2 separate regions of the Homo sapiens genome follow, and region 1 is linked to region 2. The links are chromatin loops, found by intact Hi-C in ENCODE. Cell type or tissue: IMR-90. All regions are shown on one strand. Each heading gives the region's core, and the rest is flanking DNA. Links, peaks and the distances in the headings are about the cores only. Region 1 overlaps PPP2CA (protein phosphatase 2 catalytic subunit alpha). Region 2 has its middle 41 kb from the start of PPP2CA-DT.

Region 1 (9,402 bases), core at 670-8,669, 56 kb before region 2:
TTCCTTACCTTCAGAGTTCTAACTACAATGCAGCACTCAAAGATTCTTTTTTTTTCTTTTTTTGAGACAGGGTCTCATTTTGTCACCCAGGCTGGAGTGCAGTAGTATGATCATAGCTCACTGTAGCCTGGATCTTCTTGGCTCAGGAATCTTCCCACCTCAGTAGTGGGGACCACAGGCACACGCCACCATGGCTGGCTAATTTTCACAAACTTTTTTGTAGAGACGGGGTCTCACGTGATCCTCCACCCTCATCCTCCCAAGGGCTGGGATTACATGCATAAGCCACCTCACCTCAGCCCTGTTTGACTTTTTAAAAACATGTTTTTGGCCAAGCACTGTGGCTCATACCTGTGAGAAAATCATTTGCTCAACCATCTGTACCAGCCCCATGCTAGCAACTGGACATATAGTGGTGAACAAGATGGCTCATTCCCACTACCGTAGAGGGGAGAAGGACCACAAACAAGTAACCAAGCCAAAAGTACACTGTGTTAAGTGTCACAAAGGAAAGGGAGAGGGAAACTGGGAGAGACCACTTTACATAAGATACCAAAACAAATTACCAGAGAATTGTTGCTAATGAGCCATGACAACCACAGATGACAAGGACTGGGTTCAAAGCATTGGTATGCAATCTTAGCTGCACATTAAAAATCCCAATGCCCAGCCAGGCGCGGTGGCTCGCACCTGTAATCCCAGCACTTTGGGAGGCCAAGGCGGGCCGATCACTTGAGGTCAGGAGTTTGAGGCCAGCCTGGCCATCATGGCGAAACCCCATCTCCACTAAAAATAAAAAAAACTAGCTAGGCATGGTGGTGCATGACTGTAGTACCAGCTACTTGGGAGGCTGAGGCAGGAGAATTGCTTAAACTTGGGAGGTGGAGGTTGCCGTGAGCCAAGATCGCATCACTGCACTCCAGCCTGGGTGACAGACCAAGACTCTGTCTCAAAACAAAAACAAAAACACCAATGCCCATTCCTTCCCCTAATAAAGTCAGAATTTTGGAGACTGGAATCAAGCCATCAATAATTTTTAAGCACCCCCACCCCTCCTTTTCCCAGTGTGCAACCAAGTTTAAGAACCACTGCACTTTGGGACGCTAAGGCGGGTGGATGGCTTGACCCCAGGAGTTCCAGACCAGCCTGGAGTACAGTGGCATGATCTCGGCTCACTATAACCTCCACCTCCCAGGTTCAAACGATCCTCCTGCCTCAGTCTCCATGAACAATTGCGACCACAGGTGTGCACCACTATGCCTATTTTGCACTTTTTGTAGAGGTGAGGTTTCACCATGTTGTCCAGGCTGGCCTCAAACTCCTGAGCTTAAATGATTTGCCCACCTCTGCCTCCCAAAGTGCTGAATTACAGGCGTTAGCCACTATACTGGCCTGAGATACCTATTAAGAAATATGTACAACCCATTATTATCAAATCCTACTTCATTCTGAAATTTTTCTCTGCAGGGTAATTCCAACTTCCCATTTACTATCACTAAAAAACACAAATTCACTAGGCTTATTCCATTACCAAGTCTGTCTGGCATTAATACCACATCTAGTGTTTTTTTAACACCTATCATATATTAATGAAAATAACTAAATGAAATAAGTCCTACACTGAGAAGAAACTTGCAAAAGTTATTCAGAAGTTTTAAAAGGGCATGACATAAGCAAACAGATGGTTATATACCATGTAAATCTTGCCATGATGTAATTTTCACATTTAAAGCTATCAGAAGTTAAATGTTAATATACTTCTGTGAATATCTGTTTATCTGCAAAGCTATTCTCTGTATTAATAATAAAAAGTTGACTTTCAGGACTGCCTGAAGTTCCTTACTACAACTGACTCAAATTTTCTATTCAAATCATGAAGGAAAATTAAGTCTAAATGCTATTTGTTGCTTTTATTTCAATTTAGGCAAATCACACCGATAAACAGTGTTATCTATTTTTTAAACTATACAAATTAGTAATACATTCTTGTAAAAAATTTCGGCACAGATAAAATGAAATGTTCCCTTTGAGCACCCTACACAATCCCACCCCCTTTGGGCAAAGTTACCAATAAAATTTTGATGTACAGATGCTCCTCAATTTGTAACACAGCTGCATCCAGATAATCCTATCGTAAATATAATCGAGTCAACAGTGTGTTTTCAGCTTACAATGTTTTCAAGTTATGATATATTTATCTGGATGTAGTCCCATCATAAACTGAGGGGTATATTGAATAGCTATCATTTTCACACCATCATTAAGTCGAAAAATTGGGGAGTGTCTGTATATCCTTTAAAACTTTGTTTACAAAGTTTACACACATACTGTATGTCTACAGAAACAATAGTTTTCCTTTGCATTTTTAAACTAGAAACAATATTGTTCAGCAGCCTGCTTTTCTAACAATATATAATAATACATAACATTTATTGAGACAGCTGGTTATTTTCTCATAGTGGAGGCAGAGTATTCCCCTGACCAATTACAATGGCAGAGGGGTGTGAAACTACAGCAATATATATCCTCGTATTTTCTCCTCTGTATACATATGCAGGCACATTTCCTGAGAGAAGATACTATGAAGTGAACTTAACTAGTGTATCTAGTAGTTTGGTTTTTAAATGTTGACATTATCAAATTGTCCTTTAAAATAAAAAGAACAGTTAACTCTTAAGTGAAATTTCTAACTTGTCAATCTAGAAAAGCCAACCAGAGCTCTTTCTTCCCTTCCTACCAAACTTCACAGACCAGAACAAATATAATTAAATACTGGCGATAACAGTGGTATACAGTAGAAGCAACCATCCCTCAGACCGGAGGGGGAAAAAAAAAAAATCATCCAATCAACTATTAAGTAGATCTTAACAAAAATGCAACCTTGGAAAGAACCAGTTTTAAGCATGATTTTGGTTGTTTTGTTGTTGTTGTTTTGGTCTCAACTTACCAGCTCTCAGATAGTTACAACAATAAAACAGACTACACCAGAACAGTAGAACAATAAAAGCTACAGATGTTCATATAAAAGATCATTTTGGGCTGGGTGCAGTGGCTCACGCCTGTAATCCCAAATCCCAATACTTTGCGAGGCTGAGGCGAGTGGATCACTTGAGGTCAGGAGCTCCAGACCAGCCTGGCCAACATGGTAAAACCCCGTCTCTACTAAAAACACAAAACAGCTGGGTGTTGTGGTGTAGGCCCGTAATCTCAGCTACTTGGGAAGCTGAGGCATGAGAATAGCTTGAACCTGGGAGGCGGAGGTTGCAGTGAGCCAAGATCGCTCCACTGCACTACAGCCAGAGTGACAGAGCAAGACTCTGTCCAAAAAAAAAAAGATCATTTTGGCGAGTGCAGCGGCTCATGCCTGTAATCCCAACACTTTGGAAGGTAAAAGCGGGAGGATGCTCAGGAGTTCAGAGACCAGCCTGGGCAACAACATATTGAGACCCCTCTCTATAGAAAATAAAATAAAAAATTAGCCATCTGTGGTGGCACACACCTGCAGTTTTAGGTACCCAAAAGGCTGAGCTAGGAGAATCGCTTGAGCCCAGAAGTTCAAGGATGCAGTCAGCCATGATCACTTGACCCCAGGACGGTCAAGGATGCAGTGAGCCGTGATCATACCACTGCACTCCAGCCTGGTAGACAGCCATCTCAAAAAAAAAAAACTAAAAACAAAATAAAGATAAGCTGTGCTATCACAAGGACTTAGGCCTTATAAATCCTGAAAGCACCTAATAAGAGCGGCTTTATGGATCACCTCCAGAGCCTCCAGACCTTTAGCAACCATCATTTTCAAAGATGGTTATACAATCTCAACTGTCTAGTTTAATACTCAAAGTAAATGGTAGAACCAGACTTTTAAGTAACTTAATTTTGACATTTGAGGTTTTTTATTTTTAATAACCACCTTTTTACTCTGGCATTTTGACTTCTGTAAAGTCTCATATCACCTGAATTAAGAACTGAAAGACAAGCAAAAGCAAAACACGCATACCAAACCTTTTGCTTCCCCTAAAACATTTTTCCAGGACCTCAAATTTCTTAGCTAATATGGTCAACATCTGGGAAAAAAATTAAGATAAAGTTTTTAAAAGAATGTAATTAGGGCCGAGCACAGTGGCTCATGCCTGTAATCCCAGCACTTTGGGAGGCCAAGGCAGGTGGATCATTTGAGGTCAAGAGCTTGAGACCAGCCTGACCAACATAGTGAAACCCCAGCTCTACTAAAAAGCCAGGAATGGTGGCACACACTTGTAATCCTAGCTACTCAGGAGGCTGAGGCAGGGGCATCACTTGAACCCAATGGGCCAAGATCATGTCACTGCACTACAGCCTAGGTGACAAAGCGAGACTCCATCCCAAAAAAGAAAAAAAAGAATGTAATTAGTACCACACTGGTTTTGATTTATCAGAACCCTTCTGAAATTCAGTCAAATGGTATAGACTGAAATGAATGAATTTCAAGCAAACAAAAATTTGGTATAAACTTCCAAGAACAAGGTTAAAACTAGAATGAGGCGATTCTCTTAGTAAGACCTTATCACAAGTAACTGTGGGAAGTTAACATCTCATACTGTCCTAGAATCCAAAAATTTGCAGATTAACTTGAAGAAAAGCAATCTTTGAGGATACTTTTTAAAATCTTTTTTTTTTTTGAGACAAGGTCTTGCTCTGTTGTCCAGGCTGCAGTGCGGCACCATCACGGCTCACTGCAGCCTTGATCTCCCAAGCTCAAGTAATCCTCCCACCTTAGTCTCCCGAGTAGCTGGGACTGCAGGCATGCACCACTGAGGACACTATCTTATTACCAATGTCCTCTCAGCATTCTGGTTTGGATTCAGAAATCCCACAACCTTATTTCCAACCCACTATAAAATAATCAGCTATAAGATAAATGACCCACAGACTCAACATTCTTGAATACAGGCCATCATAACCACTGTAGTAACATGAAATTACAAACAAAGCAGGCTTAAACTAAAGCTCATAAATCATCCATGCTGTTTTTCATGGAAGACAATTTTTTTTTTTTTTTTTGAGACAGAGTTTCGCTCTTGTTGCGCGGGCTGGAGTGCAATGGTGCGATCTCGGTTCGCTGCAACCTCCGCCTCCTAGGTTCAAGTGATTCTCCTGCCTCAGCCTCTTGAGTAGCTGGGATTACAGATGCAAACCACTCCCAGCTAATTTTTTTTTTTTTTTTAGTACAGACAGGATTTCACCATCTTGCCCAGGCTGGTCTCAAACTCCTGACCTCAGGTGATCCACCCGCCTTGGCCTCCCAAAGGCTGGGATTACAGGCATAAGCCACTGCGCCCAGTGGAAGACAATTTTTAAAAGTACATGAACCAACAACAGATTCACTAACCACTTATTATTTTTGGCTGAGTGCAGTGGCTCACGCCTGTAATCCTAGCACTATGGGATGCCAAGGCGGATGAATCACTTGAGGTCGGGAGTTCGAAACCAGCCTGGCCAACATGGTGAAACCCCATCTGTACTAAAAATACAAAAAAATTAGCCAGGCGTGGTGGCAGGCACCTGTAATCCCAGCTACTTGGGAGGCTGAGGTAGGAGAATCACTTGAACCTGGGAGGCGAGGTTGCAGTGAGCGGAGACCGCACCACTGCACTCCAGCCTGGGTGACAGTGAGACTCCATCTCAAAAATAGTAATTTCCTTAAGAGCACACAATAACTACAGGCATGCCTCATTTTACTGTGCTTCTCTTTATTGCACTTTGCATATGTTGCATTTTTTTAATCAATCAAAGCTTCATGGCAACCCTGTGTGGAGCAAGTTTATCAGCACCATTTTCCCACCAGCATGTGCTCACTTCTTGTCTTTGTCACATCTTGGTACTTCTAAAATTATTTCAAACTTTTTCATTACTATTGTATCTGTTATGGTGATATGTGATCAGTGATCTTTGATGTTACTATTGTAATTGCTGTGGGGCACTACCAACCGTGCCCATAAGACAATGAACTTAATAAATGTCGTATATATTCTTACTGCTGCTGACTGGCCATTCTGTCTCTCCCTCTCCTTGGGCCTCCCTATCCCCTGAGACACAATATTGAAATTAGGCCAATTAATAACCCTACAATGGCCTCCAAATGCTCAAGTGAAAGGAAGAGTTGCATATCTCTCACTTTAAATGAAAAGTTAGAAATTATTAAACTTAGGAGAGGGCATATGGAAACTCCAGACAGGCCTAAAGGTAGGCTTCTTGCACCAAACTGCTAAGGTATAAATGCAAAGGAAAAGTTCTTTAAGGAAATTAGAAATGCTACTTCAGTGAACACACAAATAGTAAGTAAGCCAAACAGTCTTATTGCAGATACGGACAAAGTTTTAGTGGTCTGGATAGATCAAATCAGCCACAACATTCGCTTAAAAGCCAAAGCCTAATTCAGAGGTAGGTCCTAATTCTTCAATTCTATAAAGGCTAATAGAGGTGAGGAAGCTGCAGAAGTTAAGCTTAAAGCTAGCAGACTGGTTCATGAGATTTAAGAACCCATTTCCATAACATAAAAGGGCAAGATAAGGCATCAAGTACCAATATAAAAACTACAACAAGTTTCCCAGACGATCTACCTAAGATAAGTGATGAAGGTGGTTGCACTAAACAACAGGTTTTCAATGTAGACGAAATAGCCTTCTAGTGGAAGAAGATGCCACTTAGGACTTTACTAGCTAGAGAAGTCAATGCCTGCCCTCAAACCCTCAACGGACAGGCTGACTCTTGTTAGAGGCTAATGTAGCTGGTGACTTTCAGTTGAAGCCAAGGCTCATTCAACATTCTGAAAGCATTTAAGCCATTCTTTAGCACTTAAGAATTATGCTAAATCTACTACGCCTGTGCTCTAGAAATGGAACAACAAAGCCTGGATGACAGCACATCTGCTTACAGCACGGTATACTGAATATTTTAAGTGCATTACTGAGACCTACTGCTCAGAAAAAAAAAAAAGATTCCTTTCAAAATATTACTGCTCAGCCTGGGCAACACACCAAAACCCCATCTCTACAAAAAAATTAAAATATTAGCTGGGCATAGTGGTACACACCTGTAGTACCAGCTACTTGGAAGGCTGTGGCAGGAGGATTGCTTGAGCTCAGGAGTTCAAGATCAGCCTGGGCAATGTGGCGAGACCCTGTCTCTACGAAAAATAAAAATTAGCTAGGCATGGTGGTGCACTCTGTGGTCCCAGCTGCTAAGGAGGCTAAGGCAGAAGAATCACTTGAGCCCAGGAGTTCAAGGTTCCAGTGAACTATGATGATGTCACTGTACTTCAGCCTGGGCAACAACACCATCTCAAAATAAATAAATAAAAGCACAAAATGATTACAACCATGTCACAATTCTTTGCATTAAAAAAAGGCTGAAAAGCCCAGGCACAGTGGCTCACGCCTGTAATTCTATCACTTTGGGAGCCAAAGCAGGTGGATGACTTTAGGTCAAGAGTTTGGGACCAGCCTGGCCAACACGGTAAAACCCCATCTCTACTAAAAATACAAAAATCAGCCAGGTAAGATGGCACAGGCCTGTAATCCCAGCTACTTGGGAGGCTGTGGCATGAGAATTATTGGAACCCAGGAGGCAGAGGTTGCAGTGAGCTGAGATCGTGCCACTGCACTCCAGCCTATGCAACACAGTAAGACTCTCTCTCAAAACTAACAAAAAAAGGCTAAAAAAAAAATTAAAAGGTTAAGATTTCACTGAAAGCTTTAAGATATATAACTATCTTATTCTTACCAACCAGAACTCTTCTCATTTCTATTACCTTTCAGTTTTTACCCACACAGACCTCTTACTTATAATTGACTGGCATCTCATTTTGTGTCCTAAAGTTTCATACTAACTCGTTTCTACATTATAGTGATTTTTTAAAACTACATAATGCCCTTCTAAATAGACCTATACGTGTACAGTATTATTGCTCATTTGAATTATTTCCTTTCAAAAAGCTTTAATTGTGGGATTACAGGGCAAAATAGCATTAACTTTTTTTGTTTCATATGTACTATAAAACTCAATTATGCCAATTTGTTATACAATAATAAATGAAAGAATATACTCATTCTCAGCTATTTCAGATATACAATGTGGTATCACTAATTTAATTGGCATTTTTCATTTCTGAGTACAAACTTTTTATTCCATGTTTATTTACCATCAGTTATTTCTCCTCTTATACAAGTTGTCCATGAATATTTTTGAACATCTGATCATTAAGAGCTAGATGATGTTCTGAAGTATTTGTATAAACTATTTTAAACTGTTATTTTAAGTAACTTTTTGGCATTTTGTTTCTCTTATTTTTTAAATATATAGCCAGAAATTTTCTATGCCCATTTTTGCTTTGTAATTTTTCTCCTACAATTATTAAGAAAAGTTATCACGTCTTGCCATTTTCTAAGAGTTTTTCATTTTAAAATCTATACTTTAATCCTAAGATTACACGACAACTACTCAAGCTTCTTTTTATATCAGCATCTTAAACTTGCATCGTTAACATTATGACATTAACTTTAAATGTTTAATAATGACCTTGAAGTATTTTGGAATCCTGCATCCAAGAAAAAAAAAATCAATCAATTGGGACCTAGGGCTTGAGAAGTGTCTAATATTTATTTACTTTTTTTTTTTTTTTTTGAGACAAGTTCTTGCTCTGTTCCCCAGGCTTCGAGTGCTGTAGCATGATCACAGCTCATTGCAGTCTAGATCTCCTGGACCCAAGCAATCCTCTTGCCTCAGCCTCACAGAGTAGCTAGAACCACAGGTGTGCCACCACACCCAACTAATTTATTTTTAAAAATTATTCGTAGGGCTGGGTGCAGTGGCTCACGCCTGTAATCCCAGCACTTCGGGAGGCCGAGGCAGGTGGATCACTTGAGGTCAGGAGTTCAAGACCAGCCTGGCCAAAGTGGTGAAACCCCATCTCTACCAAAAAAAAAATACAAAAATATTCTGGGCATGGTAGCCCTCGCCTGTGGTCCCAGCTACTCAGGAGGCTGAGGCAGGAGAATCGCTTGAACCCAGGAGGTGGAGGTTGCAGTGAGCCAAGATCATGCCACTGCACTCCAGCCTGGGTGACAGAGCAAAACTCCATCTCAAAAAATAAAAATAAAAATAAAAATAAAAAAGTAAAAATTTTGTTGTAGAGACAGGGTCTCACTATGCTGCCTAGGCTGGTCTTGAACTCCCGGGCTCAAGATATCCTCCTGCCCTGGCCTCCCAATCTGCTGGGATTATAGGTGTAAGTCACCAGGCCTAGCCTCTAATTCTTTAAAGTCCGGTCACCAATGTTTAATGTATACAGTAACTCCTAAGCAGACTCTCACTCCCTTCACCATTGAAAACAGATAACATTTCCTGAACAAATGCTATCTCAGA
Region 2 (9,402 bases), core at 950-8,949:
ATAAGAGGCTGGGTGTGGTGGCTCACGCCTGTAATCTCAGCACTTTGGGAGGCCAAGGCAGGTGGATCACAAGGTCAGTATTGGGAGAACCAGCCCCCAATATTTCAAAGTAGGTTCTTTTCTATTTTCCCTAAGTGTTGGCTGGTCTGAGAAATAAAGAGAAAGAGTACAAAGAGAAATTTTACAGCTGGGCCTCCGGGGGTGCCATCACATATTGGTAGGACTGTGATGGCAACCCCAAGCCACAAAACCAGCAAGTTTTTATTAGGGATTTTAGAAGGGGAGGGAGTGTACGAATAGGGAGTGGGTCACAGAGATCACATGCTTCAAAAGGCAATAAAAGATCACAAGGCAAAGGGCAGAGCAAGATCACAAGGCCAGGGCAAAATTAGAATTACTGGTGAGGTTCCATGTCCCACTGGGCACGCATTGTCATTGATAAACATCTTAACAGGAAACAGCGTTCGAGAGCAGACAACTGGTCTGACTAGAATTCGCTAGGCTGGAATTTCCTAATCCTAGCAAGCCTGAGGGCACTGCAGGAGACCAGGGTGTACTTCCTCCCTTATCTTCAACTGCATAAGACAGACACTCCCAGAGTGGCCATTTTAGAGACCTCCCCCTGGGAATGCGTTCCTTTCCCAGGGTTATTCCTTGCTGGGAAAAGAATTCAGTGATATTTCTCCTATTTGCTTTCTGCAAGAAGAGAAATATGACTCTGTTCTGCCTGGCCCCACAGGCAGTCAGACCTTATGGTTATCTCCCTTGTTCCCTGAAAATCGCTGTTATCCTCTTCTTTTTTAGGATGCCCAGATTTCATATTGTTCAAACACACATGTTTTACAACAATTTGTGCAGTTAACGCAATCATCACAGGGTCCCGAGGTGACACACATCCTCAGTTTACAAAGATGATGGGATTAAGAGATTAAAGTAAAGACAAGCATATTAAATTATAAGAGCATTGATTGGGGAAGTGATAAATGTCCATGAAATCTTCACAATTTATGTCATTCTGCCGCGGCTTCAGCCGGCCCCTCCGTTCAGGGGTCCCTGACTTCCCATAACAAGTGAATCTACCATTCTGGGGTCTGGAGGATGGTGGCCCTCTTCTCACAGCTCCACTAGGCAGTTCAGAGTCCCTGACTTCCCGCAACAGGTCAGGAGTTCGAGATCAGCCTGACTAATATGGTGACACCCCATCTCTACTAAAAATACAAAAATTAGCTGGGCATGGTGGTGGGCACCTGTAGTCCCAGCTGCTCAGGAGGCTGAGGCAGGAGAATTGTTTGAACCTGTGAGGTGGATGTTGCAGTGAGCTGCGATTGTGCCACTGCACTCCAGCCTGGGTGACAGAACAACACTCTGTCTCAAAAAAAAAAAAAAAAAAGGAAGAACAAAGTAGAAGCATGTGTCTAACCAGACGTCAGGATTCATGTTAAAGTTGTAATTACAAAGTAGAAGCATGTGTCTAACCAGACATCAAGATTCACGTTAAAGATGTAATTAAGACACCATTGAATTGGTGTAAGGGTAAAAGACCAGTAGAACTGAATAAAGAGCATAAAAAACCCACACATGTACAGAAACTTAATATATGATGGTATTGTCAATAAATGGTATTGACAATAAGTGGGGAAAGGATAGACTCTTAAATAAATGAGACTGGGACAATTGGTAAGCCACACAGAAAAAGAGGAACTGAATTCTTGCCTCATACCAAGCACAACAAATAATTTTATATGTATTATGGACTTAAATGTAAATGGAAAACTTTAAGACTTTTAGAAGAATATCTTTGGCCGGGCACAGTGGCTCATGCCTGTAATCCCAGCACTTTGGAAGGCCGAGGCCGGCAGATTACCCGAGGTCAGGAGTTTGAAAGAGTCCAGAGGTTAGTTTTATTTGTATTTGAACTTTATCTAACTGGAAACATATAGTAAATATGTAAATGGGGCCAGGTGTGGTGGCTCACACCTGTAATCCCAGCACTTTGGGAAGCCGAGGTGAGCAGATCACCTGAGGTCAGAAGTTTGAGACCAGCCTGACCAACATGAAGAAACCCCATCTCTACTAAAAATACAAAATTAGCCAGGTGTGGTGGCACATGCCTACAATCCCAGCTACTGGGGAGGCTGAGGCAAGAGAATTGCTTGAACCCAGGAGGCAGAGGTTGCAGTGAGCCAAGATTGTGCCATTGCACTCTAGCCTGGGCAACAAGAGCGAAACTCTGTCTCAAAAAACAAACAAAACAAAACAAACAAACAACAACAAAAAAACCCTAACTTTTAGTGATAGATGTCAGATACTGGTTTCCTTTGATGGGAGGCATTGGCTGAAAGGAGGATAAGGGGAGATGTAATTATTTTATATCTTGCTTTGGGTGGTGGTTACATGGGTATATTTAATTGCCACAATTCATAAAGTTAAATAGTTAGGGCCCTTGCATTTTATTTTATATAAGTTTATGCCTTTAAAAGAAAAAATATTGTTAAGAAAATGAATAGACAGACATACCACGAATTGTGAGATAATATTTGCAGTGCGTATGTGTGACCAAAAACTTGTGTCCTGAATGTATCAGGAACCACTAACAATTAACAACAACAACAAAAATCCAATTTAAAATGTACAAAGTATTTGAACAAACAAAAAAGACATAAGAATGGCCAATAAGCATGTGAAAGGGTGCTCAACATCATTATTCATTAGGAAAATGCAAATTAAAACTTCGATTTAAAAAAAGCTTCAATGGGGTACCATTATACACCCACTAGATTGGATAAAGTGATAATATCAGATGTTTATAAAGCTATGGAGCAACTGGAACTCTCAGTCTTTGCTGGTGAGAGTGTAAACAATTATCTCATCTTAGAGAACTGTTTGGTAATTTCCCCTAAATTTAAACATACATTTTCCCTATGACCACACAATTCTACTTCTAAGTATTTTTCCAAGGATAACGAAGGCATAGATCCACAAAAATACTTGTGCAAGGAAGTTCATGGCAGCCTTAATCATAATAATTGAAACAACTCAAATGTGCATCAACTAGAGATTGGATAAAGAAATTGTATTATAGTCATGCACTAGAACATGACATAGCTATAAGAATGGCAGTAATCTCAGCACTTTTGTAAACTGAGGCAGGATGATCACTTGAGCCCAGGAGTTTGAGAACAGCATGGGTAACATGGCGAGACCCCATCTCTACAAAAAATAAAAAAGTTGGTCAGGCATGATGGGATGCACTTATGGTCCCAGCTACTTGACAGGCTGAGGTGGGAGGATTGCTTGAGCCCAGGAGGTGGAGGCTGCAGCAAGCTGTGTTCATGCCACTGCACTCCAGTCTGGGTGATGCAGCAAGACCCTGTCTCAAAAAAATTTAACAAAAAAAATTTTAAAGAGGAAATTAACAAGTAAGTGTTAACTGCAAACCATGGATGGATTTTGAAAACATTACACAAAACTATATGTATTATATTTCATTTATAGGATTCAAGGTACATGAAGTCCAAGAACAAGAAAAACTAATCTATGATGTCAGAAATCAGAAAATGGTTGCATTGTGGGTAAACAGAAAATTGACTGGCAACCAGCACTGGGGAAATGGAAGTGTTCTATACCTTATTTATGTGGTGTTACGTGGGTGAATACAATTGTCACGACTCATTCAACTGAACACTTAAGATCAATTTAAAAATTCTTTAAAATGAAGGTAAAATAAAGACAGGTACGGGAAAATACAAATGACTGGATTTGTCATCATATAGTCTGCATTAAAAGAAATACTAAAGAGTATTTTTTAGACAGAGAAAAATGACCCCAGTGTAAGCTTGGAAATGCAGGAAGGAATAAATAGTAACAAAAGAGTAAATGTTAACTGTCTAAAACAATAATAATGTATTGTAGGATTAATATATGTAAAATTTAAAAATGACATCATTAGCACATAAGTAGGGAGAGAAGCAAATAGAGTTGAAGTATTCTAAGGTATTTTCATTGTCTAGAAGGAATAAAATACTAATTTTATTAAACTCTGGTAAGTCACAGATGAATGTGACAAAAATCTGCTTATAATTGTCAAATATATATATCTCATAACACACTGATAAAGGGAAATATTGAATAATAAAAATACTCAATAATTTTTTTAAAAAAGCAGTAACAGAGAAAGAAAGGAAAACAGAATACATGGAACAAATAGAAAGTAAATAGCGAGGTGGTAGATATAAAACCAAACATATAAGTAACTATATTAAATAAAAAAGGTTCCAAATAAAATGCTCCAAAAAAAGAAATAGATGGTCATACTGGATAGAAAATTTAAAACCTAACCATATATTGCTTATAAAATAACCATTTATATGAAATATAAATATGTAGGAATATTCAAAGTAAAAGAAAACAAAAATAGTTACTATTCAAACTCTAAACAAAACAGGTAGCTATATGAATAACACATAAAGTAGACTGTAATGTGAGAAGCATTACTAGAAATGAGACATATTTCATAATGAAAAAAAGGTACGATTCACCAGAAAAATGCAACAAACCTAAACTGAATGCACCTAATAACATAGCCTTAAATGTATATTAAAAACTGATAGAATTAAATGAAGAAGTAGACAAATCCACAATGATGCTTGAAGAATTTTAACACATAACCCTCAATAACAAATAAACAGGACACATGCCAAAGAATCAGATATGGTATAAAGATTTAAACAACACAATTAACACTCTTGAACTGACACCTATAGAACATTGCACCCAATAATTACAGAATTATTTTTCAGTTCAAAAATTTACTATATGTTGGCACATAAAACAAATCAATAAATTTCAAAGGAATGAAATAATACAGAGGGATTCTCTGACCACACTCTAATTAAGCTAAATATTAATTTCAAAATTCCCCACGGGCTTGGAAACTGAGAATTACATTTCTAAATAACTCATGGAATAAAGTAGATGTCATATTGGAAACTGGAAGAAAAGCTTACTAAATAACACTAAATAATACTACATACAAAAACATGTGATACAGCTAAAGCTGTGCTTAGAAGTAAATTTATGCATTTAAATACTTTGCCTTTCGCTGCCTGACCGCAGCCATCATGGGTCACATGCATGCTCCTTGGAGGGGCTCTGCCCTATCGCTGCAGGATCCCCACTCAGCTGAAGTTGATACCTGATGACATGAAGGAGCAGATTTACAAACTGGCCAAAAAGGGCCTGACTCCCTCACAAGTCAGTGTGATCCTGAGAGATGCACATGTGTTGCACAAGTACGCTTTGTGACAGGCAATGAAATCTTAAGAATTCTTAAGTCCAAGGGACTTGCTCTTGATCTCCCTGATGATCTGTACCATTCAATCAAGAAAGCAGTTGCTATTTGAAAGCATCTCAAACAAAACAGAAAGGATAAGGATGCTAAACTATGCCTGATTCTGACAGAGAGCCGGATTCACCATTTGGCTAGATATTATAAGACCAAGTGAATCCTCCCTCCCAGTTGGAAATATGAGTCATCAACAAACAGCCTCTGCCCTGCTCGCATAAATTTGTCTATGTACTCAAGCAGTAAAATGATTGTTTAACTAAAAACAAATTAATAAGTAAAATGCTTCCGAGAAAAGAACAATGGCTGATAATCAATGATTTAAATTGGAAAATAAACAGAATCTAAGGACATTAGAAGAAAAAAAAGATAGGAACAGACATTAATACCATAGCAAACAAATATACACTAGAGAAAATCACTTCATTGAAAAGGCAATTTAATAAATTATTGGTATAAAAAATTAGAAAAAACACAAGTTACTAAGTTCAAGAATGAAAAAGGGCTAAGGATGCTGGCTGGTGCATGTAATCGCAGCTACTTGGGAGGCTCAGGCAGAAGGCTCAGACGGGATGATAGCTTGAGACTAGGAGCTTAAGACCAGCCTGGGCAACATAATGAAACCCGTATCTAAAAGAAATAAGAAAAAAAAATCTGGGCATGGTAACATGTGCCTGTAGTCCCAGCTACTTGGGAGGCTAAGGCAGGAGGATCACTTGATCCCAGGAGTTTGAGGCTGCAGTGAGCTATGATAGTGCCACTGCACTCTAGCCTGGGTGACAGAGCAGGAAGTGGGGGAAGAGCTTCACTAGAATCTTATCAACTTTTACAAAATAGTAAGAGGGTGTCAAAAACAACTATATACTGATAAATTTTCAATTTTAAGTGAAATGTCTGTAGATTACATAGTTACATCTCTCATTTATTCCTGATATTGTTAAACTGTGTTTCTCTATTTCTTGACCAGTTTAGTAAGTTTATCTTTTTTTTTTTTTTTCTTGTGACGGAGTTTCGCTCTGTCACCCAGGCTGGAGTGCGATCTTGGCTCACCACAACCTCCACCTCCCGGGTTCAAGCAATTCTCCTGCCTCAGCCTCCCGAGTAGCTGGGACTACAGGCATGTGCCACCATGCCTGGCTAATTTTGTATTTTTTTTAGTAGAGACGGGGTTTCTCCATGTTGGTCAGGCTGGTCTCAAACTCCCGACCTCAGGTGATCTGCCCGCCTCAGCCTCCCAAAGTGCTGGGATTACAGGCGTGAGCCACAGTGCCCGGCCCCTAAGTTTATCATTTTTTTTTTTATTCTTTTCAATCATCCTACTTTTGGTTGTGTTGATTTTTCTCTAGTTAGTGTTTCCTATTTCATTGAATTATTTCCTTTATTATTTCTTTCTTTCTACTTACTATAGGTTTCATTGGTTCTTTTCTAGCCTTTTTTTTTTTTAACATTTTAAAGTTAAAGCTTAGGTCATTAAATTTAGATCTTTCTTCTTTTCTTTTTCTTTTTTTTTTTTTAAGATGGTGTCTCCCTCTGTCACCCAGGCTGGAGTGCAATGGCGCGATCTCAGCTCACTGCAACCTCTGCCTCCTGGGTTCAAGCAATTCTCCTGCCTCAGTCTCCTGAGTAGCGGGGACTACAGGTGTGTACCACAACGCCCAGCTAATTTTTTTGTATTTTTAGTAGAGACAGGGTTTCACCGTGTTAGCCAGGATGGTCTCGAGCTTCTGACCTCGTGATCCACCCTCCTTGGCCTCCCAAAGTGCTGGGATTACAGGCGTAAGCCAGCTTGCCCGGCCCTGATCTTTCTTCTTTTCTAATATAAGCATTCAAAGCCATAAATTTCTCTCAAAGCACTGCTTTGGCTGCATTCTAAAAATTTTGATATCTTGTGTTTTCATTATCATTTAGTTCAAAATATTTGCCAATATTCCTGGGTTTTTTTTGTTTGTTTGTTCTTTGTTTTTATTTTTTGTTTTTTTTTGTTTTTTGAGATGTAGTTTCATTCTTGTTGCCCAGGCTGGAGTGCAACGGCATGATCTCAGCTCACTGTAACCTCCGCCTCCCAGGTTCAAGCGATTCTCCTGCCTCAGCCTCCCAAGTAGCTGGGATTACAGGCATGCGCCACCATGCCCAGCTAATTTTGTAGTTTTAGTAGACACGGGGTTTCTCCATGTTGGTCAGGCTGGTCTCGAACTCCCAACCTCAGGTGATCCGCCTGCCTCGGCCTCCCAAAGTGCTGGGATTACAGGCGTGAGCCACCATGCCCAGCCATTATTCCTGGTGTTTTTTCTGTAATGCATAGATTACTTAGAATTGATTGTTTAGTTTCCAAATATTTGGGGATTTTCTAAACATTGTATTGTTATTAATTCTAATTTGATGCCATTGTGGTCAGAGAACATATTCTGTATGATTTCAATCCTCGTAAATTTATTGAGACTTGTTTTATGGCTCAGAATATGGTCTATCTTAGTAAGTGTAACATTTGCACTTGGAAAAAAATGTGTATTGTGCCATTGTTGGATATCACGTTCTATAAATGCCAGTTAATCAAAGTTGGTGGAAAGTATTGTTCAGCTCATCTATGTTTTTTTATTTATTATTTATTTATTTATTTATTTTTTTTTTGAGACAGTCTCACTCTGTCCCAAAGACCGGAGTGTAGTGGTACAATCTCAGCTCACTGCAACCTCTGCCTCTGGGGTTCAAGTGATTCTTGTGCCTCAGCCTCCTGAGTAGCTGGGATTACAGGCGCATGCCACCATACCCTGCTAATTTTTTGTATTTACAGGGCTTCACCATGTTGGCCAGGCTGGTCTTGAACTCCTGGTCTCAAGGGATCCACCCATTTGGGCTCCCAAAGTGCTAGGATTAATAGGCATGAGCCACCGCACCCAGCCAGATAACCTATGTCTTTTTATTTTTTAGATGGAGTCTCACTCTGTCACCCAGGCTGGAGTGCAATGGCGCAATCTTGGCTCACTGCAACCTCTGCCTCCCAGGTTCAAGTGATTCTCCTGCCTCAGCCTCCCAAGTAGCTGGGACTACAGGCACATGCCACCACACCCGGCTAATTTTTGTATTTTTTAGTAGAGATGGGGTTTCACCATGTTGGCCAGGCTGGTCTTGAATTCTTGACCTCAGGTGATCTGCCTGCCTCGGCCACCCAAAGTGCTGGGATTACAGGCGTGAGCCACTGCACCCAGCCACCTATGTCTTTACTAATTTTCTGCTTACTTGTTCTATCAGTTATTGAGAGAAGAGTATTGAAATCTTAACTATATTTGTGGATTGTCTATCAGTAGTTGCTTTATGTATTTTAAAGCTCTGGTATTAAATGCATACACATTTAAAACTGTTATATTTTCTTAGTGCATTGACCCTTTTATCATTATGAAATTTCTCTTTATCCCTGGTATACCTTGTTTAGAAATCTACTTCATGTAAGAATGTAGCCACTCCAACTCTCTTACTATCACTGTTGGCATCTTTTTTCTATCCTTTTAACCTGTGTATTCATATTTATAGTGTGTTTCTTGTAGCATATAGTTGGATATTGCTTTTTTTTCCCAGTTAGACAATCTTTGCCCTTGTCATTGGAGTATTTGAATCATTTATATTTAATGTAATTATCTATGTAGTTGGGCTGCAGCATCTGTTTTCTCTTCCCTTTCATGTGCTGCTTCCCTATGGATAGAGTACCATTCTGTCTCTACTGTTGGTTCATTATTTATACCCCTTTTTGTCTTTTGTTTTGTTTTGTTTTTTTGACAGAGTCTTGCTCTGTTGCCCCGGCTGGAGTACAGTGGCATGATCTCTGCTCACTGCAACCTCCACCTCCTGGGTTCAAGTGATTCTTGTGTCTCAGCCTCCCAGGTAGCTGGGACACAGGTGTGTCCCACCATGCCCAGCTAACTTTTGTATTTTTAGTAGAGAAGGGGTTTTGCCATGTTGGCCAGGCTGGTCTCAAACTCCTGGACCCAAGCAATTCCCTGCCTCAACCTCCCAAAGTGCTGGGATTACAGGTGTGAGCCACCACACCTGGACCCATTTGGACT

The links. A loop is a pair of places that touch in the nucleus more often than their neighbours do. Peaks named below come from ENCODE experiments on the same cell type or tissue, not always from the same donor. Only the 100,000 strongest peaks of a DNase experiment are listed, where the experiment ranks them.
Region 1: it touches region 2 in a loop (2.0-fold over the local background); 7 of 110 quality-filtered maps call a loop at or near these places.

Annotation. Positions count from the first base shown.
Region 1 is chr5:134,206,454-134,215,855 of GRCh38, forward strand. All of the region lies in intron 1 of PPP2CA (protein phosphatase 2 catalytic subunit alpha), which reads right to left. Among named protein-coding and RNA genes, the nearest start is that of MIR3661, 15 kb to the right of the region's middle. In IMR-90, for the core only: no CTCF peak of the experiment used is centred there; DNase peaks (open chromatin) are centred at 4,928 and 5,403; H3K27ac peaks cover 141 bases.
Region 2 is chr5:134,262,292-134,271,693 of GRCh38, forward strand. It overlaps the pseudogene RPS13P6. Among named protein-coding and RNA genes, the nearest start is that of PPP2CA-DT, 41 kb to the left of the region's middle. In IMR-90, for the core only: no CTCF peak of the experiment used is centred there; a DNase peak (open chromatin) is centred at 5,520.